Linked DNA regions of Homo sapiens: region 1 is linked to region 2. A link is a loop called in an ENCODE intact Hi-C map of the cell type or tissue named here. Cell type or tissue: Caco-2. All regions are shown on one strand. Links, peaks and the distances in the headings refer to the core of each region. The heading gives the core; the rest is flanking DNA. Region 1 holds the start of LOC107986293 (a long non-coding RNA gene). Region 2 overlaps FRAS1 (Fraser extracellular matrix complex subunit 1).

Region 1 (15,612 bases), core at 7,507-15,506, 84 kb after region 2:
TGTGTTTCTGTGTGTCTGGAGATGGAATCTTGCTATGTTAACCAAGTTGGTCTTGAACATCTGGGCTTAAGCGTCCTCCTGCCTCATCCTTCCAAAATGCTGGCATTATAGGTGTGAGGCACCATGCAAGGCCAAGTTCATAGTTTTAAAGATACAGTCTCTCTTACTGAGTAAGCATCCTTGACCTTAATAAGTTCGCATAAAAACAGCTTACAGGAATACACATGCCTTGATGCTCACAGTATTTCTTTTATTATACTTTATATTAATCTCCTGACTGGTGTTATTGAGAATTTTTCATCCTAATCATAAATGAACAGAGTAAGAAATATAAAAGGATACTTATTTCTCTTCAACAGTTTGATTCCTCTAAAGTGGCAACCAAAGCAGCCATTTAACATGAGTTTCCCTCTTTTTCCTATGCACTTGAGTTATCTTATTCCTATAAAATTTTCCTCTCTTCTCCTCGAGGTCCTCAGGCTATGAAGAATCTTTTCTAGCAGTCCATGTTTCTCAAGAAGCTCTATTATTCCTTAAAGTATCTGACCACACTTAATCTTTCTTTTAAAAAATATATTTTAGATGTAGGAATTGATACAGCTGATAAAATCCTAGAAGCAAACAATAATATAGTTCTGTTGTACCGCATGAGAGAAAAACTATACTTTCCAACACTTAGGGTAGTATATACAAAATAATCAGGCTTCCATTTTAACAAAAAATTTTAATACAACTAAATGTACTTTTTCCTATTACTAACTGGAGCATAATTTAATCTTGGCAAATTGTGAGAAGTGCTCACCAGAATAAAGAGGAAGAAAAAAGATTACATCACCACCTCAGGATGGTGGGGAGGATCATTATGAACATCAATATCAAAGGAGTGGGTTAATGCCTATTAATAGGGAGTTCTACTTGATATAATGCCACATGAACCCACTTTTGCTGAACTAATAATGAACTTAGTACTGACTCACTGTTGGAATATGTCTGCAAATTGATCTCTCTTTTTCAAGAAGATGATCACTTACATGGAGCCACCCACACCCCCTCCAAAGCTCTACAGAGAAACTGCACCTGGACATGGATGAAAAAAAGGAGAAGGAACACAACAGAGGATGGTGCTCCGATATCTCATCTCCAACAATATACTAATCAGTTTGTACTGACAGACTCTGAATCCAAGAGCAAATGATTTCCATTTCAAAGCATCCCCACTGCCTACAGAATGTAATTCAAATGCCTTATTCCAGGCCCTATGTGATCTGGAGTTTTAAAATCCCTTCTCAGTGTTACATCACTTCTCTCGCTTCAAACTGGACTCCCTTTGCCACTTATGCGTTTACTTATACTGATCCTATATCCTAAGAGCCTTTCTCTCATCTCTCCCAATTCTAAACTGGCCCATATTTCAAGGCCAAGATCAAAAACGATTTCCTCTGGAATAAGAGTATTCTCAATTGCGAGCATCTATTTACTATATTCCAAGTACTTTCACATGTTACTCATTTATCTTTGCAGCAGCTCTGTAATATAGGCACAACTATTATCTCTATTTTAAAGACAAGGTAAGTAACTTGCCCAGAGTCACACAGTAGTGAAGAGCTCAGACTTAAATCCAAGAATCTGGAGCTCTGCCACTTCACCATGGTGCTGCCCTTCTACCTACTGACACTTATCCCAAACTGCTTTGTACTGAGTTCAATATCTGATTATAGGGTATTGGGTCGACTGCTGCTGGCTGCGGTAACATAAAATTCAATTTATATTGGCTTAAACAATGAGGGAACTTTTGAGCTCATACAATAATTCCCCAGGAAGGTCAGTTCCTGTGCTGGTTAAGTCAGCAGATCAAATAACCAACTCCTCAAGGAATCAAAGTCTCCCATCTTTCTCCCCTATCAACTTCTGTGTGTCAGCTAGGTATTCTAATGGTTGCAGCACCTCCAGAGATCATGTTTTCATGTCCCAAAGCTTAAAGACTAAGCTTCAAAATCTTCTATTAATGGAGAATTCTTGTTTCCCACCCTTGAGGTGCAGGGATATCAACACATAACTCCAGGCCTTTCTTATCCCCAGGATGGTGGCATGATTTATCTAACTGGTAAATTTAAAAGAGCAGCTAGGCATGTTTAACTCAGTTCTGTCTTCTTTCCTCTTCCAGGGAGCAAGCCTGTCAACCAAGAGCATACGAAACCGGAGTTCTTGCCTTATCAGCCCTTCTGCATGGGAAAGCTGCCTCAGCAAGGCTCTGTCTGTGAATGCCTAACTCTTCCCAATTCTGAGGTCAGAACCAGCAACCCCATTGGCTAAGAGAACTGAAGCTATATCCTCCAACTTAGCTTATCGGTTAAAAGATAAAAGGATGATATTTTGACTTCTGTATTTATTCTTTGTTTTATTTCTCAACTTGTTCAGAACTGAGGGAAGGAAGGTGCTATTTATGGGGTCCTTTCAAACACCCAACAATATTAGCAGTTCCACACATATCTCATTGGCCACAAGTCACACTCAGTCCTAAACCAATCCCTGGCAAAGGGATATAAATTTCCTGATTCGCTCACAACTAGGAAAGGGTGGGAAACTGCAACAAAATCAGGACTCTGCCAACACAGAAAAGGGAAAAAGGGACTACTGGCTAAGCAGGGTGTTCCTGGGTTCCAACTAATATCTTATTAATCTTGGTATTCTCCATAGATCCAATCACAGGGTCTAACACAGAATTTGATCAATAAATGTCTTTGGAATCCAGTTGGATCACTACTACTACACATATCTACAGCAAATATAAGAGGGAAAGGCTTCTTTTTAGCCAATAATTTCATATTTCTTCTGTTCCTGAATTCTCATCTCTTAGATCAAGTTTATTCTAGATTATAGGGAAACTCAATACAGTAAGAACACCAAAGAATGAGTGTCTATTTCTGTTAATAATTCCCTCCTGCTCACTATTACTGAACCATTTCAAGAATGGAAGGTACAAAGAGCAATGAAATCTGCTCTCTAATGCAGACACCCTCCCCTCCCTGATCCCACCCCCACCCATTCAATTTCCCTTTGGAGGAAAGAAATGACATAAATTTAATAAATATCCAATCTTGGGAGCTGTCAGAAAAGAACTCACAGGTCACGACCCAAACTCAAGAGCCTCCTGGGTACTAACAATAAACCATTTCTTCCTGTGAAAGCTTGTCCCTCTCCTTCTTCCTTTCATTTAGCTTATAAACTCTGGGAACCTAAGAAATCATTGCTAAAAGAACTTAGCTGGGACACCAGAAGCTATATGCCTCTTTTACATAAAACTGCTCAGTTATTTTTTAAAATTTTATTTTGTGCCAATTTTATGTTTAAGTGTCACAGAAACAAAATGTCATCCACATAAAATTTTCAAAGTCAACTTTTCTTCAGACATTTGTAACTGAAATTTCAGAAAAACATAAGCTGGCTTAACTCAATTGTCATTTGATATTTATATATTATCTTTCCCTTGGTAAGCAGAGAACTTCTAAAAGTAACTAAACTATAACATGATAATACCATAAGGTGTCATAAATTAGTGACAGTTCTATTATGGGGATTTATACATATATACACATGCATATATAAATGTATCACATAGAAAATAAACATATGTATGTACTTTGTAGTTATAAACAGAGAAATAGAATAAATAAAAATATCAAGTTGTAAGACAATTTGGTGTGAAAATGTCACAAACTTAAGAAAAAGTGAGGGAAGTGTATGGTGTGACCAGAAAATTGAGATATATGATAAAACGTAACATAGTTTGAGCAAATTAATATGGCTTCCAAGCTCAACTGCATCTTCTAAATTCAAAACAAAGCATAAGAAATGTGTTTGTTAACTTAAAACATCTGTTCCTACCACACAAATATGAATAAGAATAAAAATGCATATGGATTATTCATCAATAAAAGTACAAAATCTCTTGTATTATTCCTCTCATACAATTATTCTAAGAACATATAAATTCCCAAATAGGAAACCAGCACATCTAATTATGATGGACAATTTATAAAAACCCAGCAAGGACAAAAAAATTCTCAGAGACAGCTAGAGCCCAATTCTCACTACCTGACACTTAAAGGTACAAAGTTACTCCCTTTGAGGAACTAAATGGGGAGAAACCCTTCACTGCACACTCTAGTGCCAGGAGATTTTTTTCACCTTCTGTAAGGGCTTCTTTCCTTAGGCGGAAACACACAGCTCTAACCTTCTATCCACAGGTGAGAACCCAAATCAGAAAAGCCTGCCACTGCTAACTCATCCCGATTCTGTTTGTCTAGTCTCAACTTGAATATCTCTAGTTAAAGGAGCTCATTACCTTGCTAAATTTATGACAACACCTAGCACAGTAAGGATGTGTTGCAAAAAAAATAAGTTTTTATCACAAAATAAGTACATTTTAATAAAGAGTGGCATCCCCCATTTAAAAGCATATTACTCCGTATTTTAAAATAAAGACCAGAGGCATAAAAAATGATGAATTTTTGCTAAACTATAACTTAAAATGGTGATATCCTACAATATTCAATACAAGGGTATTAAGAAATTACCCAATACCTTTAGGGAAATTAAGGAATGGCTGATTGTATTGCTTCCCCGCTGAGTGCATCCTCAGGACACCAAGTATTCTCCCCACTGCTGGAGAAGTTCAAGATGTTTCAACAGCAGCCACTAGCCACCATTCACTAATTGTTTGTGGTGATTTCAAACACTGAATAGGGAAAGCTTCCAAATTTTCATTTCTCTTCTCCACAAAATCTCTTGAGCACGTTGATGAATACAAGGACAAAGCAGTTCTGAGACATTTTCATTTCTACAGGGCTATCTCTTGTGTGTTAACTGTTTCAAGTTTTAAAAAGTAACACTATAGCACACCAATTTTTAAAAAGACTCTAACATTGAAGAGCTCTAATGGTCTCCCTTAAACCTCCTTAGCCCTAATATACAAGGTCTACAGATTAGACCAGAAGTTCTCAAATCTTTTTCTGCTCTAATATAAATGATGGATAACACTCCCATGAGTTAAAAAATTTATAAAATTTTTAATGGAATATGTACAATTAACTGTAATTTTACTCCTTTTCTTTTATTCAAGAAAGCATTGATCCATAACAATTGCTTGGTTTAAAAAAAAAACCACGACAACAAAAAAGAAAACATATTTAGCAATATGGAGAGAGTAGTGTTGTAACTGTGTTGACTTCAAAACTGTTCAAATTATATAAACAAACAAAAACAGCAAACTTAGGTACTATAACAAACTTTGTATTACTTTTCTCACAACTGCTAAAAGTACTCCAGTAAGCTTCCACCCAGGGTGAGAACCATTCATGAGGCTGTATTTTAAGTACTAGAGTACGTTAAGAATTTTAAAACTCTAATGTTGCACTGTCCAATATAGTAGCCACTATCTATATGTGGCTACTCAAATTTAAACTTTAATTCATTGACATTAAGTGAAATTTAAAATTCAGTTCCTCAGTATCGTCAGCCACACTTCAAGTACTCAATAACCACATGTGGCTCGTAGCTACCACACTGGACAGCACAGCTATGGAACATTCCCATCATCACAGAAAGCTCTACTACACGATACTGGGCTAAGGAATCTTGGAGAAAAGCTAACCTAACTCTCTTAATTTACTAATTTAGAAACTGAGACCTCATTTCATTCAAGTGACTTACTCCAAGCTATACAGCTAGTAATTACAGGGCCAGAACCTGAACCAAGACCCTGGACTCTATAACTCACTCATTTCTACTCCGACATCTTGTTACCACCTGAATGATGTGAGTACGTGTTCCTTGCAGGGACAGTTCTGGGTTCTTTCACAAGTATGTTCTCAGTTAACTGTCACATCAAACCTAGGAGAAATATAATCCCAATTAAGTAGATAATGAAAGTGACACCTGGCTGTATAAAGTATTATATCTGAGACCACACAGCATGTATGTAGTGGTGCCAAGATTCAAACTCCAAAGCCTGGATTTTCCTGCAGTGTTATATATAGTCAACATTCCACATTTTTAAATTATCCTTGAAAAATATTCTTTCAAATTTGCTAAGAGTTAGTGCCTTGTGATTCACTTTGTCAGCATTTCTCAGCAAAAGTATCCCAAGTAGGAAAATCCCAACACTTAACACTTTTGATCCAGGGAAGAAGAGTCATTTATCCAACCTTGCCAGTCGTCACTGCTATAGAACAACAATAATAGCAGCCAACCTTTATTGAGCACTGTAAGTCACAGCACTGGACGAGTTGCTTCATGTTCATCTCCTTTAAGCTTCACAACAGTCCTGAGAAGTAAATAGTTCATCTCCATTTCACAGACAGAAAAATTGAAGTGAAGAGTCAAGTCATTGATCCCAGGAAGAACTTTCAAAAGGATATGTGTTTGCTTGTGGTGATGCAAAAGGAGAGTTTTTTCAATACTTGATATAGTTGGAAAAGAACAGAAGGTGTGTGAAAACTTTGAAATGAAAAATTAATTTTCCTCCTCACACTGGACATCACAGTTAAACCTATTACCTAGGTAGTTTCCCTCTGATGGATTCCTGATTTAACAGTCACGCTGTGTTCCACAAGGGCTGACTTTAGAGAAAGTCTTGTGAGCCCAGGGGTGCATGGGTATTATGGAGTAAGAAACACACCCCAAAATAGATTATTCAGTGTTTTTCAAGTTATTTTTAGTCCCTTCTGGTCATTTCTTACTCTAGGAATAAAAAGAAGAGAAAGTTACAGAAGATTGTTAAAGAAAAGAGAAGGGAGAGAGCTGAAATCAGTCCATAATTTAGAGATGGCTACACATGCTTGGGACTTAATCACCCAGGATGTCACTGCAAGTCCAAACAGCTGTCAAAAATTGGGGAAACACAACACAATACAAAGTGGGGGGAGGTATATATATATATATATATACACTTATATACATATATACACATATATAAACATATATAGTACATAATACACTGTACATTGTATGTTTTTAAGATGACATGCCTGTCTAAACATGTTTTGCATCACATAGTGAATCTGGTGCACGCCAGTGCAGGACAGCCTCAGTTAAATGGGAAGGGGTTAGCCAGGGACAGCTGGCTTTAGCAGGAGGTCAGGGACAGAGACTGGCAGAGACAACTGCATGGCAGTTGCGGCAGGGAGGGGGTGGGCATATGGGACCGAAGGTGGTGAAGTAAGCTAGTTGTGTTCAGAGACAACAAGTGGACTGACTTGGTTGTGAGAAATAGAATGCTTGATCAAATGACTTAAGAATAAGAACCAGGTTTGAACTCTCTTTTCCACTAGGACTTACTATGTAACTTTGGACAATTGACTACTTCCTGAGCCTCAACTTCCTTATCTGTAAAGTAAGTTAAAAAAAAAAAAAAAACTATTTCCTGGGTTTGTTGAGTATTAAATATATAGTAGGTGCTTAACAACTGGCCCTTCCTCTTGTTCTTCTTGGTTGCTAAGGAGAAATTGTGTTATGGCAGAAAAGCACATGCCATGCATTGCACCTGGGTGTCTTTCCCATATTATCGTCTTTGCAACAACCCTCAGGAGAGGCTTTCTTTGTCCTCATTTCACATCGGGGCAATAAGAGGTTCCAGAGATGATGTAACTTGCCCTATGTCACAGAGCTGGTTTGTAACAGAAGAGGAAGGGTCAAAACCAGGTGTGTCTGACCGCCAGGGCCATGACTGTTCCACTGTATCTGGCAGCTTCCTAAGCAATGAGTGAAGAGATTGAAAGGAATCAGTGAGAGGAATCCTCACAAGACAGGCTGAGAGTTAGCGTAATACTAGCAGCAAGTGCCTAAATCCATGCTCTCATTTGCTTGATATGCTTTATGAACTCTGGGTGAAGCTGAGGCTTTGCCATTTTCAACCAGAATAACCTACTTCTGGTTACTCACCTGGGAGATGAACAAACCTAAAGAATTTAACATCCCTGCCCCAGTTTCCTCATCCATAAAATGGACAGTCTGGACTAAGAGATTTCTCAAGTCACTTCTACCTCTAAAACAGTGAGCATGTGGGTAAAATTACAAAGTTTGGAACAGGGACACCAATCACTATTCTCAGAGCCAGCTCTTGAAAATGACGCCTCTTACACTAGAAGCCTTTGTCACCCAAAAAGTTGTATAATCAGAGAATCCTAGAATCATATAGTAATGTTCTTGAACCCTTCAATTCAAAATACATGAACATACATTCACTCTCCAATTTCACTGATGTAGACACAATGCTTTTCTTTAACGCTAGGGCATGTGGAGAGAGAGCAGCAGTGAATGATGTAGATAATAAACCAAGTCCACAATGCATCATCTACCATTTCCAGTTTCATTGTCCTTAAAATGGAAAGAGAACTTAAAGTGGTTACAAATAAACCCGAATGCAGAATCTCTCTAGATTTTGAAATATTTTCTCAATCTTGTACAGCTGTTTTTCCTACACTTAATTTGACAGAAATTTTTTAGTGACTCACCCCTATGGAGTCTTTTTAAAGTATTTAATATAGTTTCCCTGGAAACAAGCACACTCTCATTTCAGCAGTTTAATTAGATGATAAGTCCAGTGTTGCCATTCCTCCTCTCTGGCACCTCCAATGGCTCATCCACCTTCCTGAAAGGACAAGCTAAAGTCTGCACAAGGCTCACCATGCTCTGACCCCTGCCATCCTCCCTGACCTATCTCTTGCCATCCTCCATGCACTGCCTCAAATGCCCATAGGAGCTCTTGCTTCAGACTTTACATTTCTGCTCCCTATCTCTGGAATTCTCTCCCCTTGGGTATCCACCAGGCTAGCTCCTTATAATTACCTCTTTCAGTATGTCTTTGATCAAATGTCACCTTCTCAGTGAAGCCTTCCCTATCACCCTATCTAAAGTAGCCACCTTCATCCCCTATTGAGCCTTTTCTATCCGTTCCACCTCCACAATATTTTTCCCCATAGCCCACCTATCTGACATTCTATATATTTTACTTATTAGAATTCAAGCTCTATGAAGGCAGGCATTTTCATCTGTTTGTTCACAGATGCATTCCAGTGCATAGAATAGCAGGTCTCTAATTGTCATTCAATAAATATTTGTTTAATAATTTTATTATTGTAATAAATATATTGTCTCTCAGACTGAATTGCATAACTACAATAACAAGTATCTCAGGCTTGAAGAGGTTCAGAAACAAATGTAGCAGGCCAGGCTCAGTGGCTTATGCCTGTAATCCCAGCACTTTGAGATCAGGAATTCAAGACCAGCCTGGCCAACATGCCAAAACCCCGTCTCTACTAAAAATACAAAAAAAAAAAAAAATTGGCTGGGTGTGGTGGTGTGCAGCTGTAGTCCCATCTACTTGGGAGGCTGAAGCAGGAGAATCACTTGAACCCTAGAGGCAGAGGTTGCAGTGAGCCAAGATCCCTGCACTCCAGCCTGGGTGACAGAGCGAGACCCTATCTTACAAATAATAATAATAATAATAATAATAATAATAATAATAATAAAAGAAAGAAAAAAAAAGAAAAAGAAACAAATGTAGCAGAGCCTTGGTAAGCAAAGAAGTCACCTGGAAGAATGAGGAGCGTGCTGGTGTGGGAGGGTGCAGCCCACTAATCTTGAGCAGCCATGAGCCCTGGGATCAGCTAGGGCATGGTACAGAGGGAAGCAAGGTCATCCAATAAATTCAAGTTGGCTGGGCTGTTTCTCCTTTTAACTTGATCAAACTGACCTCTCCAATTACTTGATCCTTTCATATTCAAATGTACAATAACACATAGCAAAGTTAAATATAGAAGATGGTCTAGCCACTTTTTTTCACATATAGGCAGAACAACAGAAGAAGACAGGATGTCTTGTTCTGGTCCACCACTAATGGTGAATTACCTCTAGCAAATCTCTTCATCTCTCTCTCTCATCTTTTCCATTAAAAGGGGAAAGAGTATGGAATGATACATGGCCTGCCTATTTCATTGGTCTATTATAAGTATCAGACATATGAATACTTATGAAAATATATGGAAAAGTTATGAAGTACTCTACACAATAAATAATTCTCTTTTATTAGCACGGATAACTGACTTGTCTAAATATCTACTGTAGCTCCCCAAAAGTGATAATATATTTTAGAGCAAATGATTCCTAAAATATATTAAAGAATAAACAGGGCAGGATATGGAATGACAAATACAATAAAAATGGCTTTTTCCTAATTTTTGATAGAAAAATATTTAAAAAATAAACTTCTCCAGCAGTAACTACAGTATATAAAGTGCAGATTCAAGGATATTATGGTGAATATCTACAGTTATCTAGACTCTAAGATACTTCAGATATTCCTCAGCTATTTCAATACCACAAGGATAATCCAGGATGACTTATCAATATCACACATGTCAATAGCAGGTTGTGATGTAAATGAGCAAATTCTTTCCAACCATCTCAGTTCAGTTTTATTATAGCATTTATTAAACCAAAATAAAAACATGGTGAAGAATGATTTGTCACACCATTTATTAGAGTTGATGGAGTGTAGACAGTCTTTTCAATAAGGCTTTAACACACTGTTATGCACCATAGTGCATTAGTAATGAAAAGAAATGCATGAGACTTACATCAGCCTTTCCCCCAAGTCATTCTGACATTAAATTCAAAATCAATTTTACCCTATATGGCAAGAGTTCAGAAATAAATGTTAATTTCTTTGCTGTTCACCAAAACTTAAGTTTATAATTCAAAGTAACAACAGAAATCCTTCCTATTCTACTTAATTTAATAATCATACTTTTTTTGGAGAAGGGTTCAAAGTGGGAAGCAAATGCAACCAGAAGTTAAAAAATTGTGTTTCAGTTTGTATCTGACAAAAGGATGGGATCTAATTTTCTCTCTGATTAAAAGAACACAAAGAACAGCCACAGAATGTAAATCGTGTGTTGAGTGTTTGAATTTCTCTTCCAATACCTGAGTATCTGAATAGAACTAATTCACTCTGGAAAAGGTATTAAATAATTGAGCATCATTGTGCCCGAATGAGGGCTAATTGTCAAACGTTGAAGAAAAATAAACATATTCTACAATGATAGGGTCAACTCACTCACTCAGGAACTTCAATCAAGCATTTTACATTCAAATGACAGAAACCAAGTATGTAAAGAATGACCTACCGCCAACAAGGAATCCTGATAGACACAAGCACCTGTGGGGAAAAACAAAACAAGAATTAAAAGGGATGCATAATAAACCAATAGGCACTGCCCCAGCAAGCTTGCTGCTAAAACTGCATCTATATGCATCATAACCAGGAAAATGAGCTTCTTCCAAAATCTTAAAAGCTTCAGCATTCTTCCCCTGGGGAAATAACCCCATACACCAAAACAACATTCCTTGGACACACATGAGGAAAAGCATCATTAAAACTTATGACTTGAATTTTAAGATAAATGTGTTTATAACGACATGCTATAAATACAGTAAATATTTTTCTTGGTGATAAGTCAGCAAAGCCTCCATAATCCAGTCCCATTTACTTATCCAGGCTTCCCTGCCACTGTTTGCTTACACTAAGCCTCCAGTCCAACCCAAGAGGCCAACTTAGAATCCTGTAATATATTTACATGTCTCAATGCCTTTGCTCATTTTCATTTTCTACAGGAGATGTACTTTGTCTAGTCAAGCTCTTTGAACTTGATCCCATCTCCTTTGTGAAACTTCTGCCCACCAGATTATGCTCCTCTGAGCTCCTAGCATTTTGTGCCTACATCCTCCATTTGTGAATTTATTCTTGTGTATTTCCTTTCTAAGGATGTTGAAATGTTGTATTTACCCCACTACATTATATATATGTGTGTGTGTACTACATATAGAGAGAATATATACACTATATATACCATTACATATATACTATTACATATATAGTATATACATATATATACACATGTATACCCACTATATACTATATACCATATATAGTACATATATAGTATATACACATATATACACATATATATACATATATACCCACTATATACTATATATAGTATATATATAATATATAGTATAAATAGCATATGTAGTATTTAGTGTGTGTGTGTGTATGTATATATATATATATATATATATATACACTATAAAACTGAAATCTTAACTTAAAAAAAATATAGACACATTCCCAACCAATTTTTGAGCTGCACAACAGGTCTTGATTTAACTTAGAAAGAGATGGGCAGTGTGCTGTCACCTACTCTCTCAGAAACTGAGTCTGCAAAACACATTTGAACAGTATATACACACCAAGGTGAAGCATATCTTAACAATGCTCCACACAGTTGGTTTCTAAAGAGAGAAGGACATTATTTTACCACAGTGCTTACCTCTAATGGATCATTTATGAAGTCCCAATAATATTAACTTCTCAGGAAAGAATTGGTCTACCTTCTCCTCCAGTAATGGAATTAAGAACAATCTTTAAAAAAACTGAGATGACTATTTACACTTAGGTTTGAATCAAAGATCTCTGTGGGCAAATTTATTGAAATAATTTTTATGTCCCTGATATTCTTTTTTTTTTTCTTGGTATACAACAATTTTATTGGTGTTTTAATATAATTCACCCAGAATATGAAGGCATCACATTAGCTAAGTACAAGGCATATGTATAAGCAAAAATTATAAATTTATGACACCCTTGTGCCTTTCTCCTAATGACATTTCCAACTTTTAATGGTTTGTATTTCTTCCTCTGCAGACATAGGATAATTAATATAAATATGTCATTTTTGAGTTTATATTTTACACAAACTTATTATTTTACTTTAAAATAGTTTCTAGCCATGGCATTAATATTTATTAAAATTTCTGTACATATGAAAAAAGGAATTTATTTCTATACATATGAAAGAAAGGAATAGGGAGTGTCTATAAATGAATGATTTTATAGACACTCCCTATTTTTTTATTTTATTTATTTATTTATTTTTATTATTATTCTTTAAGTTCTAATAAGAATAACTTGAGATAAAACCTTGAAGGAAAATTCTTCTTAATTGACTACTTTTTCCTTAAGAAATCTTGTTCCAAGACTTAGTAGTTCAGTCTATGGTATGTTATAAGAAAGGAAATATATATATGTGTACATATGTATGTGTGTGATGTGTGTACTAAAATAATTCTATATATCTCAAATAAATACATATGAACACAATTCACTTTCTAAATTACTTATATGGACATATTTAATTATTTCTGGTGTTTAGAAAATTTAGAATAAAGATCATCATCACTTAGGTACAATTTAACAAAATTTAAACTTTAGATTAAACAAAACTTAACTTTTAGAAAAAACACAAACAAAATTTAATCTTTAAAATAAGACTATCCTCAAATAATTTTATTGCTCTCCACAGCATTACCTTCCAAAGTCAATTTCTTTTCAAAGCTCCAAAGGAAATCAAGCACCTTAAGAAGTATCTGAGTACCCATATCAAAACCTATTTTTGGAAGTTTAGATAGCCATGATAAACTCACTGCAGTATGAAAAAAATAAAGTAGCACTGAGTGTGGCACCACATCTATACCTGGGCAAGCCATGCATCTGCTGGAGACTCAAGCCAAAATGGTGTAGAGCTGCTGAAAAATTATATCATTAGGAAAAGGAATTAATTCAATTTGGGTTGCTTTGTATTGTACAATTCCAAAAGAAATAAGCTTTGCCCTCTGAGAGCTTTCCTAAAACAGAACAGTTCTACCTGGAAGGCAGCTGCATGAATGAGCCTCCATTAACACAGCTTCCAAAACCTCATTTCTACTCTCTTGAGAAAAAAAGCATTCCAGTGTGATGCCCAGTTCTATCAAACATTTATCATCACCCAATACCAGATGCAGCATCCAAAGGAAGCATATTTCTCTCACACACCCACCAGCAGATGAAGTTGAGGGGTTTGTTGACATGGGTACTGGGTGTAGCTTCTGGTTGAAAGCCAGAGTGGAGGTCTTTTCACTAATCCGTCAGTTCACATAATATGGAAAACAAAATTCATCTCTCGACTCATTATTTTTTTTTCTTCAGGAGTACAAGAATGATTGCAGGTCTATTTGACGTTTATATTTATGGCAGGGAACTTTAAAGAAAATTCCAGCTCAAGGTGAATTCTGTGAGAGAGTGCTGATCTAGAAGAAGAAATGAGCCTCCCTCAAAGGAAAACTGAGGAAAAACCGGAGACAACAGGAGTAGTTCTCTAACTATGAACAATGCCAATTTCAAGGCACAGAATGCAGCTGAGATGCCAGGTAATTTAAGTTCTAACACCTCACAACCTGTGAGAAAGAGCATAAAGTTTTGCAGGGTGAAGTAATTTTATAGTGTCAAGAAGGAAGCCCAGATCCTGAGACCTGAGCTGCTCTTTTACTGTGTGGCTGGCTCATTTCTTGCAGGTCACACAGAAAAAACGTTACTGCATAAAATTTAAACAAGTAAATGTCTGTTTTTAATCCCTTTTGCACATTATAATATACGCCTTTATGAGATGACTGTATAAAATCTAGTATTTTTGGAGAAATTTTGAGATATAATTTGCATATATTCTGAAACCGTTGGTAAACTGAGTAAATTAGAGAAGTTAAATCCAAGCACCACAAAATGTCAGACCCATTAGTTCAAAGAAATAGTGGCAGATACAACCATTAAGATACAAAAAGATTTGGAGAGCATGGTACCACAAGAACATGACTCATTAGGAACAAGCAGCCACAAGTTGGCATTTAAATGTTCAGGCTTTATGTTGTGTTATAATTCAGCATATGGCTGTGTGCACTGTGGAATACTTAAAATAGAATCATTTTCTGAACTGACAGGACAGCTCATGTCCTGATTATTGTCAACTAGGATTTAGATCAATTAATAGAGTAGTTAAAATGAAAGTGGGCCAACTGTTTTGGAACTACGGTAAGATTTGGCATGAGGCTCCAACTTTGACATGTGGTAGTCCCCTCCCCTACTCTGAGCCATGTGTTAAAGAATATTTTATGACTACTTGTGTGAGTACAGTTGGGTGACATTGCCACCCAAGTCCATAACAGTGAATACGGATGGCTGGGTCCTTACTAAAGGATGTACACTATATAAGGAGAGTAATGCCCAGAATCCAATCTTCAGAGGGCAATGGAAATATAATTGATGAAAATAAGAGTCCACAACAACACCTCTTTATTTCCATTGCCAGGTAATTACAAAAGCCAAAGGATGCAAAGTTACAACCATCATCTAACGTTTCCATACTGAGAAACCCACCAAGGACCAAATGTTCCCATATCCCTACTGCTATTCAACTGACATTAATGATTTCTAGATATGCAAACTCCTTGAGCGCAGGAGGTTTTTTTGGCTTTGGTTTTGATGTCTGTACCCACCTACTGGACATAACCTGACACAGAACCTCTCAATAAAGGCTTGCAGAATAAAAGAATTAGGTTACTTTTTTCCAGCCAAGTTCTTCTCTTCCCAACATTGAGTTATTGAGTTTCAAGCATAGAGTCTCTCAGTGAAACAACTCTGCAGCCCAGAGTGCAACTACCCTAACTCACCCATAAATAAAA
Region 2 (15,612 bases), core at 2,439-10,438:
ACTTTCGATTAAAAGAGCACACATGTTCAGATATGGACATTAAAGCTTTGTAAATGTTCTACATGTGCTAAGCTCACAAAAGTAAACCTGAGAAATCTTTCATGAATTTCAATAGTTTTCCAATTTAGTCCCACCTTACAAAAAGAGAGTCTTGCACCTCCGCCCTTTGAATACTGTCAGTGGACAATTATTTGGGATCAAGCTGTGAGACTAAGTGTCTAAGAGCCCAGAAACAGCCAAAGGCTTGAACCCATGGACTCTATTTTAGAACTGGTCAGCGATCATCAAGCATGATGAGCACAAAGGAGAGAATGCCACATGAAAGAATTATGTTGTTTGCGGTTTTTGTGTATTTTTTTTAACTCTAGCTGCTTGGCAACTCTCCTAGATCACAGCTTTGGGAAAGAAATGTATCTCCCTGATGAAAAATGAGCTAACAGAGATCCCATTGATGGCCCACTCACCAACTCTGTACGAGTCCATGGATTTCACCCTACACAAGAAATTCAACCAAATTGATTTCCTGAACAGAGAAAAAAGAGAGGGGGAAGTTGGGGAAAGTAAGCCAGGTATGTTTGCTCAGACGTAAAAGATACCACAGTGCAAGCAGAATAACATTTCATCTGACCACACGAAGCACAGTGTTTAAAATGCATAATGAAGCTTTCTTCCTTACTGCCTGCTCCTCGCAGGGGGTTATAAATAAGCTCCTAGAATGCCACGGGTTTCTGTATTAGAAAAAGCAACTCACTGTGTATTATCAGTTAACTTGAAGAAAAGGTCACAACAGAAATAATAGTTCTAAAAAATAACTTTGCTTTCTAGCTGTAATGTTTCTCTCCCTTTAGATTTTGTTTCCTTTCCTTCCCATTTCAGCACAATTTACACTATTTACATTATTTTTGGCAATGTGTCTGGAGCAAAACTACATCTGTTTAATGGTTTTCAGTTTTCAGTTTGTTTTCAAAATAATAACAATCTTTTTTCTTACATTACATGCATGCCAAAAAAAATATTGTTTAGATCATATTAACCCAGCTTAAAAATTAAGCAGTCCACTTGTAGGCTCTTAACCAATAACATATCATCTTAGGGTGGTTCTGTTCCAGCCAACAAACATGACCGAAAACCCACTGGAAGTCAGGCCCTGTCCTAGGTGCTAGGACTACAAACATGGCCAAGCCATGGGCCTAGAATTTTATAGTTTAAAGCAGCTATCTGAATCAATGTTTTATTATCTGTGTGAAGATAATAGAGAAGTGGTGTGAATAACCAAAAGCAATCCTATGCCTGACTCAAAAATAATATCAATCATTAAAGGAGACTGTCACATGGAGTCATTCATGCTACTCCACTGCCTCTATTCCTCACTGGGCCAGGAAAATGGTAGAAGGAAGTGCAGGAGACCACAGAGTGGAGAAGGTCCAGAGACAAAATCAATTATCTGCTGCTAGATTGTCAAGAACTGGGTATACTTCATCTCCCACTTTTAGTACATGGAACTGCGCATACTAACTCTTGGATAATTCTGCTTTGTTTGTTTTTAACTACCCAACTGCTAAGATTTCCAGTTTGCTTATTTTTGCATTTTTTCCCTCAAGGGATTAAAAATGGATTTTCTTAGTTTTGTGGGTTTTAAAAATAATCACAATAAGAATGATTTTAAATGGTTACATGAATCCAATTAAAGCGAGCCTAAAAAGAAACGTAACACTTTCTGACCTCCCCAGTGTCAACTGAGTTTCTTTAGAACCTGTTAGGTGTAAAGAGAGTACAGTGATGAAGACTGGGCCTTAAAACATGCAAACATTAATAGCTTTAAAAGGTGGGTGGTGGGTATATGACAGTTCCTTAAAATGTTATTTTTCCTTTTAAGAACAAAATTCCATGGTAAAAATATTTTAAATGGGTTTTAAACAAATAGACCAAGGTTATCCTGAGCAAGTTACTTAAATCCATTAAACCTCAATGTCCTATTTTCTACACAGAGGCAATACAATTACCTCCAAAGTGTGCACCATTAGTTCCAAGAGAATGAGATCAACAGAGACTGTAGGTAACAAATTACCTGTGTGTGTCCATGAAACACAACTCAAGACACCAACCCCGATAGTGAGTAGGGTTATTTCTGAATATAAAGAACATGCCATATATTAGCTTCTCATCTGCATGCAGTCTCTTAGCCTCATGAAATAGCAAAAAGAAAAAAAAAACTATAAATTACAAGTGGCTGTAAAGATAGCAAATCATACCGAATAATCTGCAATCCAAATTTTGTTAGAAATAAAAATTTCTGCTGAACAAAAATTTTCGACAGAAAAAAAATTCTGCTGAACAAAAGACTCTGAAAAAAATTGTAGAGTAAAGAATTTTATCTAGTTGGGCAAGAGACATCTTGAAATAAGACTGAATCCATCCACTTTGGTTAAACATCACTGGATAAATGCTAAAATCAATGTTATAAAGAACATGAAAAGATTCACAGAATATGACAAGGGAAGAATTATGAAAATGTAAAGCAGATTCAAGAAACACTGAAAAATCTGCTAAATTATTTCGTTTCCTGTTCTCAAGATAGCCAAAAGGCAAAAGATACTTTGAAGAACACAGTGTAGGAGACTCTCTTGGATTGCTTTACTCTGCCTTTCTACTATTTTTAGAAATTAATACCACCTCCTCATATCAGATGAGGAGGAGGACAGCCTTATGAAATATACAGACAGTCTTTAACACTCCTCAAGTGCTAAATGTTCTAAATATACTTCTGGAGGTTTGTTGAGCAGTCAGAGGAAAGAGCCGTCTATTTTCCATTTCACAGGGTGCTTCGACAAACAATGCTGAATCCATCAAATAAGAATTTAGTGTTTAGACAGAAGGAGGTATAATCTGGTTTGTTAACAAGCTAAAATCTTGTTAGTTTCAGAAGGTGTACAAATTTCAATTCAATTCCACAGAAGTTTTTACCACCCCACCATATTCCCGGCCCCATTCTGGATCCCAGAATTTCAAAGAGGTACATGTATGAATGGATCCTGTCCTCATAGAGCTCATAGTCTGGTAGATATTGATGCTGGACACTCCCAGACACAAAGTAGGCAGAGGGTGAGGGGTGGGGGGAATGAAGGCTGGAAGGCTATCAAAAAGTCTTGTATGCCATGGACAAAATCCTCTAGGGATAAGATAAGTCTTTAAGTTAGGAAGATCATTGCAGCATCAGTGTGGAAGAGCCTAGAAAATGGGTATGGGTGGGACAGGAACACAAATTGATATAAAGAGAGCTGTTACACTACAGCAACAATCCAGGCAAACAATCATAAAAGCTCAAGCTCAGGCCAGGTCGCTGAGGATAGGAAAAAAGGGAGAGCTCTGTGCTACATTTAGGCAGTAAACTGAGTAGGACGAGGGCTGATGGAACATGACTGCAGGTAATGAGACCGATTTTCCAGGGAAATGCTTATCAATTTATAATCATATCATATGCAATACATTACTGCTGACAGACAGATTTAGATCCAACCAAAGGAGCAAATTATTTATTCCCACTGGTGCTTCAGCACACAGTGAGACCTCAACAAGTGTCTGGGGAATCAGTCAATGAATTCTCCAAAACTGAATCTGTCATGATCTACAAGTTATTAGCTCTGGGCCATTCTCAATCAATCAGCAAATATCGCATTACATACCACAAAAAAAAAAAAAAAAAAAAAAAGCAGCCTACATGAAATGAAGAACACACAAAACAGTGCAAAAGAAGAGTCTTTTCTTGAATTGAAAATGTTTGCCTCTAGTTGGGGAGGAAATACATGTACACAACTTGATGCAGCAATTAGGTCTGAATTAAAGCCTGTACCGATTTAAAATCAGCAAGTACATTAGTCTCTTTGAGAGCCCAGAATAAGCAGACAGTGGCCCTAAACAAAGGCATGCTGGTGAGAAATTCAACCTGACCCCCATATGTTTGGCTGCCTTAAGCCACTCAGTCTCCTACCTGCACCTCAATCTTTCCTGTAAACAGGGCAGGAAAAGTGCCTTAAGACACACCCTGCCTTTCTAAAAACCACACAGAAGATAGCACTCCAAATACATGAATCCACAAGGAAAGACACCAATTCAAATTTATTCACAGATGTCAACCTTTCTTAATGGCAACACTGACATTTATTTTCCTAAAATACAGCATAATAATATGACAAATTATAGCACGACATGACACAGAATAGAACCAGGCAAATACTGACTTAGCATCTGAGCTGTCACTTAGAATCAGTCCTGGTTCAGAACAGTAGTTGACCAAGTCTGATTCCTTCCATCTACAGACTAATACGATTATTGCAAAAGAAAGCAAAGGCACGCACTGCCTTAAAAATTAAAATATCTCCCCAAGGAAGAGTAAGAATTCTTGACTACTCAGGTCAGCTGTTAGGCCTTAGCACTCTGCTGGTTATAATAGAAAGATAAGAAAGATGAAGGCTCTAGAAATCCACAGCTCCAGGGAGCCAAGGAAAGCATCTCCTCATCAGCTACTCTTCCGATCTCTTGACATTCTCTATTATGAGAGAATTGCAACCGAATGCTTTTTCTTTTGTAAGTCTGCATTACACCTAGAGGAACTTGTATATTTAAGAAAATGTCTTACTTTTCCACCTGCAAGTAGATAATAGCACATTCTGAGAACTTGTGTGTTACTATCTTATACTCAGGGCAAGACCATGATCTTCGACTTCCATTAGCCTTAACTTGAACGCACAGAAAATGAAATTCCCTACCAAAATGATGGGTTTCATTACCCTGAAACATACTGCCTCCCTCAGACAACATATTTTGTGGATAGTGGGGCAAGTGACTTTTCACCAGATTGTTTAACAACTAACTACTAATGATGAGACAGAGGGTCCACTGAGGGCAGGAATTGTGTCTGCTCTGTTTACTATCAATATCTCAATGACCAAGAACCATGACTGGCACATGGTAGATGCTTAATAAACATTTTGGAACAAAGTATCCTATCTCAACTTGGGGAAATGGGAGCTTTTCATCCACAATAAAACTTTAAGGTATAACTGAGGTGTAAAAAAAAAGCTCCATGAAAGTTGGCTCCAGCTTTGACCAACATACATTTCATTTTTAAAATCCCAAATAAATACAGTATAATTCAGTGTTTGTGAGCACGGTATATCTTTAGTTAGAAAAACTGATTAATCATAAAACCAACTATCTCATTAGTGGTGGTGAAAAATTTCAGAGCAATCTTCACTTTAGACAGCTTGAAGCATTCTTCTCTTCCACAGACTCAGTGGAATCCCCTAGAAAGTCCTGACCGACCAAACTTAATAAATATTATAAGGTTGGCCTTGGCCTCTGGCATAAGACAATAAAATGCAAAATGAAATAAAAATTCTGTAAGCAGAGGGTGTCCCCAAGATCAACAATGTTTAAAAGACCTCAATAAGAAATCCAATGATTACATGCAAACATCTTTCTGCACTCAGAGCATAAATCATTTCTTATACGGGTTCAGTGTCAGGGTTCTAGTTAATCATTCGGCTGTAGCAAACACTAAAAGCAATCAATCTCACAGGCTTTGGAATTTGTATAAAGACTTGCTGTCTTTACAAGCTAGTTTCCCCCAGTCTGGATACTATTAACTTTTCCTTCTGTAGCTAAAAGTTAACCAAAGTGATCCGTCCTATCTTCAACTAACAGGCTGCCCTTTGATTTAGTAAAGTAAAAGCAGGCCCTTTTAAACAGGACAAATGGAATGTATTTCCGCTTTGAAATTATATGCCAAGGAGAAACCCTTCATAATGTCTAAATTCTATTTAAAGACAAAAAAAGATAACATCTTAACATCACTGTTGAAAAGATATGCTGTCTAGACTGTTGTTTTCCAATCTGTGTTCCGAGAAGATGCCAAGTGATTAGAATTGTTGGGTAAAGACCAAAAGCGGACCAAAAAGCTCCACTTTTATCTCCTTTATATACAGGGAATAGTAAGAGATTTCATTGGAAAAATAGGTTCCCCTTCTAAAAGAAGTTTGAAAACTACTTATCTTGTCCAAAATTTAGCACTCTTGCTTAAAAGCAGGCTAAAACTGACATTTCAATTTCCTTTGGGAGTCTGCAGGCTCTTCCTGAGATGGGCTTTACAAGCTCTGGGGCCTTCCTCCTGCCTGAGAAAACAGGCAAAGCTGCTGGAATCACCTCCTGTGCTAACTTGACGTAAAAAGAGAACGAGCAGCATTATTGACCTTGAAAATTCTGACAGTGCAGTATCTTGATTTTCTGCTTCATTATGTCCAATCTAAGGATTCGCCACTGATGTACCCAACCTCCCACTCACTTGTCCACGCTCCACTGCCTCTTGGAGCCACCACTGCAGCTCTGGCTTTGGTGAACACAAAAACACATATCACCCCTCACAGCCAAGAGGTTGAAGGGAGGTGCAGATCGTGCAGATGATGACAGGCAACTGCATTCCCAGGCTCTCACCAGCCTGCTTTCCCAGGGCAAAACTGAGCCTCCTCCAGGCAACATCAGCTGAAGTGTGAGATTGACTAAATGCCTGTCTTGAGGAATGCTGTCTGAGAAAGAGAGGAAAGTATATGAGAAAATCAATGAAGAATGGAATATTCCTAAGATGGAATCCCACTTAGCCGTTTAAAGGAATGAGTTAATTGTATATAGTGATGCAAAAAGATCTCCAAAATAGATTAGCAAGTGAAAAGGCTAAAATATACACATACTATACTCCCATTCAAGAAAAAAATATATGCATGTATACATATATGGATGTGTTCACATGGAAAATGTCTAGAGGGAGACTCAAGAATCAATAGGTGGTGTTTCCTGTGAAGAATGAGACTGGTGCTGGTGGGACAGTCTACAGTGCACTGTATAACTTTTTGTTCCACTGGAATTTTTTACTATGAGTATGTATTGGCCTTATAATAATTTTTATAATACAACCAGAGGATTGAGAAAAGCCAAGTCCTCAGCAAATACAACTTAACATAGAGAAGAAACCAATAAATACACACACAAAAGTCAGATATTAAGCCCACTGCACATTCACTGCCAAGAATGCTCAGGCCCTGGGTCTAGTAACCAAAACATGGCACTCACTGTGGGCCTTTCACTCTGTGGGTACAGCCCCAGCTCTGCCATTTCCAGGATCATGCTATTACCAGTGACTATCTCCTAAAGGGATTGTGGGGAAAGCCAAAATACAAAAAAAAGGGCAATAGAGTTCCAAGTCTGTTGCTTTATTCAGCACATAAAGAAACAGCAATATTGAAATAGCTCTCCCCAAAGAAAGACTATGAATTACACTCTTTGTCCAAAAGTTTTTTAAAAAAATACTATTTCTTGGGGTCCTTCTGCTGCCAATCAGGAAATTGCCTCATTTTCACTTGATAAGACAAAAGTCACATGGATTCTGCTGGTGTATGCCTCTCTGCAACTTCACAGTACTTTCAGAAACCTTGTATATTCACAGTCACTATAATTCACAATAATAAACGCTACTGAGAAAAGCAGGATGGATCCACTTAAAAGTGGTACCTACCAAAAGACCTTGAGAAGTTGATCAGGTTATTGAATATCAATGACTCTGGTCCACAATAAGAAGCAATGATCACCCAAATTCTTAAAACATGGGGAACTTGGTGCTTTAGATATATTTTGACATAAGTAATTAAGATCAGATACATAATTAATAGCACTGTAGCATATAAAAATTGAAGTGTTAATTTAGAAGCTCAAGAACGCTTACTAAATCTCAATTCACTGATGAAGTTAATTTTCTTACATAATTTCAACAAACTTGTTTAAAAATCCCTTTGGATCTTCCCTACCCTAAGTTGCCACTGACTAGAAAGAGTTTAAACTATTCTGTTGTAATGTTATGTTGAGTTATTTTATTATACAATGTAGTTTCAGCTGAAATTTGAGCAGAGAACTGGCTGTTTTCTCAAGCTTCAATAGTTAATACTTCTGTGATCTTGGACAAGTAACAGCCTTTCTTGAGCTTAATTTCTTCATCAATAAAACTTAAAATTTTAATCAGATGGTCCTTAAGCTACTTTCCAGGTCCAAAAGTATATGATTCTACGAGTCTTTGTAGCATATTACTCACCAATGAAAAAATTAGTCATTTCTCTACTCCTCTAAAAAAAAAATCAACAATCCCAAATAACTCCTCATTTCTAGAAGCTGTTCTCATGTTTTGTAGAAGGGAAGACCTTGAGATTTGGAGTGAACAAGTGACATTTTCTTCACATACTATTCCAGACAACAAAGCTGCTTTTAATTTTTAATTATTTCCAAGGTCACTTCCAGATTGAACTACCTCCACATGTCAGAAAAATTCTCATAATAAGCAATTTGATTTAAGTTTTCCAGAAACTCACAACCCAGAAAGCATCACAATAATCAGGTTACTGAGCACAAATGTTCCAACTAATGCTCAGCCTTTCTTGGACACACTCTCACCCTGCAATCTAGTCCCCAGGGGATCCCTAACATCTTCATAATAATGTTTATCTAAAACACATCTAGTGACAAGAGTTGCTCGCTCACATTATCCCATTCCACACAATCCTTGCAACAACTCAATAGGACAGACATAATGTCCTAGTTTTAAACATAAGAAAACATAGCTAGAAAGTGCAGAACTGAAGGATGAACTCATTTCCTTGTTGGACAGTCTCCACTCTCCTTACAGGCTTCCACTTGCCCTTAATTGGTCCCTTCTTCAGAGGCAGGTCTAAAGCTAAGGCCTTTTACGTGTGTCACTACATTTAAACCAATATGTGATAAGTGCTATAATTATACCTATTTTATAGATGGGAAAACTGAGACTCAGAGAGGATACATGGCTTCCCCTCAAAAACTACTAACAGCAAAGCTAGAATTAAAGCCAAGTTTAACTGATTCTGAAGCCTATGTGATTTCATTAGGGAAGATGACCTCCCTATCAGGAACTCAGCTCCGTAACTGTTCATTCCCTGTACATGCAAAATTGCTTTGTCAATGCATCATACCTTTCTTTCTTTGAAGTGGGAATCTGAGAGAGTGTAAACTCATTGCACCTTTATTCAGAAGGCAAGTAGAGAATATGGCTCCACTAAAATTAGGGAGTAAACAAAAAAAGATGAAAACAAAAGATTCCAGACTCTGGGAATTTAATACAGGAGAACACATAATATAAGACAGGGCAACAGCTGTGTCATTAGCCTATAAAACATCCAGGAAAGGGGCAGGGTTTTGGATAACTGCTGTGTAGATGTCTACTGGGGGCAAAAAAATATGAAGCTGACAGATTACCTAATGTTTTTAATCATACTGAAGTCAACATTAAAGTCTGGGGTCAACATTAGAGTCTTGTCAGGGTGTTTAGGAATAAATTATGAAAACACATAGAAAACTAAACAAACAAAAAACATGTAATTATCAATTCACAAAAAAAACCTAAAAGTGATACAAGAAATCAATGAAATTATAATGTACAATGTGATACATCTATGATCAATATTTATGTGGCCATAATAAGGTCAACACTAAAAACTCATTTAACAGAAAACTGTGATATAACTATATTGGGAGCATTTGCTTACTGAAATATTTTTAGAGGAAATGATAAGATATGTGGAATTTGCTTCAAAATATCTAGTATAGGGAAATGTGAGGGATGGGAAGGTAGTGGACATAGACGAAATAAGTTTGACCATAACTGAAATCATTGTTGAAGCTAGAGAATGGACACACTGGAGTTCACTGTACTATTCTCGCTATGTTTTGGGGTATAATTTTCTATAATAAAAAGCTCTAAAAAGTAATCTTGGGAGGATAGGAAGAGGAGGCAGGAAGGTGTTATGGAATATAAAGGAAGAGACAAAAAAGATGCATGGGGTATGTGCATACAGTTTATACAAGGACTATGCCATCTATGAAAATCAATATATATCTGTAACTAAAAAGATCAAGAAATAGCAGTATAAGTAAGCATGTTATTTTGCAATGTGGAAGAAAATTCCCAAAGGAAGAGCTAAAAGTATTAAAAGTAGTTGCTTCTGGAGAGTGGGTGAACTTGTATAGGGGACTGCTGTTTTTCACTACAAGACTTATTTTACTATTTGAAATTTAAGACTCTGTACATTATTCCTTTGATTTAAAAAGATGAACATAGCAATTAAAAAAACAGTATGCTACAATGTTCGGGTTCTGGGTACTTGTAGTAGTCCATTCTCATGCTGCCATAAAGAAATACCTGAGACTGGGTAATTTATAAAGAAAAGAGTTTTAACTGACTCACAGTTCTGCATGGCTGGGGAGACCTCAGGAAACTTAACAATTATGGCGGAAGGCACCTCTTCTCAGGGCGGCGGGAAAGAGAACGAGCACCAGCAGGGGAAAAGCCAGATGTTTATAAAATCATCAGACCTCGTGAGAACTCACTTACTATCACAAGAACAGAATGGGGGAAACCGCCCCCGTGATTCAGTGACCTCCCACTGGGTGCTTCCCACAACACGTAGGAATTATAAAGATTACAATTCACGACGAGATTTCAGTGGGGACACAGCCAAACCATATCAGTACTTTTTAAGAATCTCTTGATGTAGTTCTTATATAGTTTTTTCAATAAGAAAAAAATTAAAAGTTTTGTAAACTTGAAAGTATTTTATAAATTGTGTTTGCTGAGCTCATTGAGGCTATGTGTATGTAGCCACAGTGTGCATTCCGAGCTTCTCATAGCTCAGTTAGGTTCTCTAACCCTTCCTTCAATGAGCTCACCTCAGAGTTGTTCTCTCAGATAAATAATTTTGAAGTATCTTTGTGAACATAAAAACTAAAATTAAATAAAAATAATAATCATGATAAAATAATAATATGAAGAAGAAAAGTAGTGAAAAACAACAACCATGCTTCCACCGCTCTTGGCTTGTATATGTATACATATATCCTGACTATGAAAACATCTTAGAAATTAACTGTGGAAATCACTGAACATAAACACCCTTACTCCAATCACTGCCCCTTCTGTGAGTGGCCTACCTAGAGTAAGGCGTACTGCAAAGTCCTCACTTCGAAAGCCCTGATTAGTACCCTGTTGTAAACTGACTCAGCGCTTTCAGAACAGGTTAAGATGATTTAGATGAAGCTTATTTTAAAAGATTACACCTAATGTTGGAGGAAGTATTGGAAATGAACACTCTCATACACTGTTGTTGATGATGAGATTATAAGTTGGCACAATCTTTCTAAAGGGAAATTTAAAAATAATATAGGAAGCATTAGAAATGAATATTGTTTCCTTCCAGCAATTTCATTTCCAGGTATTTATCCTAAGAAAATAAATCAGTGATTTACACAAAAATTTGGTTATAAGAATGTTTGTTATAGCACTATTTATAATTGCAAAAAAGTCACAAAAACACTAAATATCCACTTGGTAACTGGTACACTGGAATAAATTTAGGAACATGCATACAACAAAATACTATGTGGTTGTTAAAATAATTCTATAGAAAGATATTCAATGACAAGGAAAAATATTCGTAGTGTTAAGTGAACAAAAATTACTGAACAGAATACACACTGATCAAGTTTTTGTACATATAAGTGAATCTATAAGCAAAGAAAGAGGCTCAAAAACATAGAACAATAACAATTGTTATCTGGGATTTAATTTTTTCAAGCAAATCTTATTTTCTTCTTTTTGCATATTTATATTTTCTTCAATAAATGTATATCACTTTACAATAAAAAATGTAAACAAATACAGGAGCTACAAAAGTACTTGTATCTTTTTAAATACATTAAAATTAATACAAACAAAACACACACACACACACACACACACACTTATTTTAAAATAAGAAAAATGAGAAGGCAGGAAAAGAAAAGATGATGGTTTAACAGCAATGTTGACCTTGAAATATGTTTTTTGGTCCAAACAGTAATTCTCCAAAGTCACATAACAGAGTCTCATCAGAATTTAATCAACTGAATGTTTCCAAAACATTAACTTTTGACATTGATGCTCTGTATTATGTTTTTATTCAATCAATATATATTCCTATATTATTTTCTTCCTTCATTTTTCTCTGAGTTGCATTTATCATTCTTTTTTTCTTCTTGAGTTTTTTTGTCTTTATTTTTTATTTATATGTATATTTTAAAGTTATAAATGTCCCTCTAGTCAATGCTTTAGCTGCAGTTTATAGTATTTTTATCACTCTGCTCAAAATGTTTCTCTTGTGATTTCCTTTTTGATGATTAAGAAAAATACTTATTTTTTTCTAAAATATTTGGAAATTTTTTAAGTATTTTTTGTGATTGATTTCTAGCTTAATTTCTCAGTGCTCAGAGGTGTACTTCCTAGACTTCAACTTTTTTTTTTTTTTTTTTTTGAGACAGGGTCTCACTGTATCACCCAGGCTGGAGTGCAGTGGCGCTATCTTGAGTCACTTCAACCTTTGTCCCCTGGGCTCAAGCAATCCTCCCACCTCAGCCTCCCAAGTAGCTGGGACCACAGGCCCGCAACATCATACTTAGCTATTTTTTTTTTTTTATTATTTTTAGTAGAGACAGGGTCTCATCATGTTGCCCAGGATGGTCTCTAACTCCTGAGCTCAAGTGATCTGCCAGCCTTGGCCTCCCAAAGTGCTGGGACCACAGGCTTCAGCTACTGAACCTAGCTAGAGTTAAATCTTTGGAAATTAAAAGTTGCTTTATGCCTGACATACATTCATTTTTGGCAACAGTACAACATGCACTTGAAAGAAATGTGTGTTTTGCAGTTGTCAAATGCACTATTTTATGAACTATACATCAATGAGATCAAGTTGATTAATTTGTCCAAATTTTCTATATCCTCTGATTGTCTACTTATCTATAAATAACCGAGAAATATACATTAAAATCCACCTTGTAATTGTGTTTGTCTATTTCTCCTTGTAGTTCTGTTACTTTTTGCTTTATATATTTTAAAGCCATGTTATTAGGTATATACATATTTAAAAGTAGTACATCTTCTTAGTGGATTGACTCTTACATTATTATGAAATACCACTCTTAATAATTCTTCTTGCCTTAAGATATCATAGCTATATTGGCTTTCTTCTGATTAGTGTTTGCATGGTATTTCATTTGCCAACCTTTTATTTTCATCATTTCTGAATACTTATTTTTAATATATGTTTCTTTTAAGCACCATATAGTTAGGTTTTGTTTGTTTTTCCAATCTGATAAACTTTGTCTTTTGAAAGGAAGCTTGACTATTTTATATGTAATGGAATTAAATATGTATTCAAGTTTAAATCTTCTATGTTACTGTTTGCTTTATACTTGTTTCTTTTTCTCTCCTTCTTGTCTTATTTTGGATTTATCACTAATTTTTATTATTCTATTTTCCCCCTCTATTTGCTTGTTAGTTGCACATTCCTTAACTATTCTTTTAGTTATTACTCCAGCCATTAAAACATGCATCTTTGACTAATATAAATCCAATCTAAATTCATATTTTTACTACTTCTTAGACAATGCATGGAACATAGAACACTTTTCCTCCATTTAACCCCCTCCCAAATTATGAACTATTTTTGTTGTGTATTTTAATGTTGCATATATTTTGAATTATTTTTGGATAGCCAACAATCATTTAACTTTACCTACATATTTACACTTTTTATTGCTCTTCGTCCTTTCCTGTATCTCTGAGCCTCCATCTGAGAGCTTGAACATATTAATCATAGTTATTTTAAAGACTATATCTGATAACTCCGTTCATTATCTGCAACCCTGACGGATCTTTTTGTATCACCTATTTCTTCTTTTGGTTTTCAGTTACATCTTGTCTACTCATATGCCTAGTTATTTCTGCTTGAGTACAGAATATTTTAAATGAAAAGGTATCAGAGATAATTAGAGGCTCTGGATGATGCTATTTTCCTCCAGAGAGGAAAAATTTTGCTTCTGGCAGGTAGCTGAAGGGCACCAGTAATTCCAAACTATCTTAATCCAACTGGATTGACCTAACTGATAGCTCAGCTTCAGTCTTTATGGGGCTAGTCTATTTCCTGCTCACTCTTACTCATAGGATGCAGCCCTTCAAGTTCTCAAACGAAAGTCTAGAGCATTTACCAGCCCCTCTCCCAAGTAAGCCGTAGTCCCATTTTTTTTTCCATAAGTTATTGAGGTACAGGTGGTATTTGGTTATATGAGTAAGTTCTTTAGTGGTGATTTGTGAGATTTTGGTGCACCCAACACCCCAACAGTATACACTGCACCATATTTGTAGTCTTTTATCCCTCATCCCCCTCCCATGCTTCTCCCCAGTCCCCAAAGTCCATTGTATCATTCTTAGGCCTTTACATCCTCATAGCTTAGCTCCCACGTACCAGTGAGAACATATGATGTTTGGTGTTCCATTCCTGAGTTACATCACTTAGAATAATAGTCTCCAATCTCATCCAGGTCACTAAAAATGCTGTTAATTCATTCCTTTTTATGGCTGTGTAGTATTCCATCGTGTATATATATACCACACTTTCTTTATCCATTCATTGATTGATGGGCATTTGGGTTGGTTCCACGATTTTGCAATTGTGAATTGTGCTGCTATAAACATGAGTGTGCAAGTATCTTTTTTGAATAATACCTAGCCCCATTATGATCCTCCATCAGCCCCATTATTGTACTAAAAGCTATGCTCAGTTTCTGAGCCTCTCAACCACTGCTTTTGGACCTTTCCTCTCCTGGATCTTGATCCAGTGATTTCTTACTACCTTAATAACTTTCTTATGCCTTTAAGCAGAAGATTTTTCATATTTTCTCCATATTTTCTAGTTGTTTTTAGTGGGAGAGTTGGTTCAAAATAACATAGTCTGCCATTGTCAAAAGAGAACTCCCCCACTTAACAAGTATTTAAAATGAAATCTCAAATAAACATTCTTTTCATAACCCACTTCAATTTATCCCTAGACCATATTCAGTTAAAATAAAGGTGACAAGGATAGTTTGTGTATGCTAGGAGTAATAAGCCAAAGTTGAACAATGAGAACACATGGACACAGGGAGGGGAACATCACACACTGGCGCCTGTCAGGGGGTTGGGGGCTAGGGGAGAGATAGCATTAGGAGAAATACCTAATGTAGATGACGGGTTGATGGGTGCAGCAAACCACCATGGCACATGTATACCTATGTAACAAACCTGCACATTCTGCACATGTACCCCAGAATTTAAAGTATAATAAAAAAGAAGTAATAAGCCAAATTTCAACTTCTATGAGAGTAGAATGTCTTCCAAAAAAGTCAGAAAGAATCTCCCAGCCCATCACCCACCTTTTATCATTGGTTCTGACTTGTGACTCTTCTAAAAGCCATTTCCTCTCTCAAAAGAAAAATGTCAAAATATCCTCTTTTTTGCTAGTAGTTTATATCACCACAAAATTTGGGTCACTGAAAATGCTGTTAATTCATTCCTTTTTATGGCTGAGTAGTATTCCATCATATATATACATGAGATATATATACACACACGTATATACATATACACACACGTATATACATATACACACACGTATATACATATACACACACGTATAT

The links. Hi-C counts contacts between places; a loop is a spot of excess contacts. Peaks named below come from ENCODE experiments on the same cell type or tissue, not always from the same donor. Only the 100,000 strongest peaks of a DNase experiment are listed, where the experiment ranks them.
Region 1: a loop joins it to region 2, with 6 times the contacts of the local background. A loop is called at or near these places in 4 of 110 quality-filtered maps.

What each region holds. Positions count from the first base shown.
Region 1 is chr4:78,061,591-78,077,202 of GRCh38, reverse strand. It overlaps FRAS1 (Fraser extracellular matrix complex subunit 1), which reads right to left. Exons shown (of 74, transcript NM_025074.7): 2 at 11,187-11,218. LOC107986293 (a long non-coding RNA gene) reads right to left here and starts at 9,297. Exons shown (of 2, transcript XR_001741746.1): 1 at 8,514-9,297; 2 at 3,311-6,741. In Caco-2, for the core only: no CTCF peak of the experiment used is centred there; no DNase peak of the experiment used is centred there.
Region 2 is chr4:78,140,705-78,156,316 of GRCh38, reverse strand. The region is part of intron 2 of FRAS1 (Fraser extracellular matrix complex subunit 1); the gene reads right to left. Among named protein-coding and RNA genes, the nearest start is that of FRAS1, 91 kb to the right of the region's middle. In Caco-2, for the core only: no CTCF peak of the experiment used is centred there; no DNase peak of the experiment used is centred there.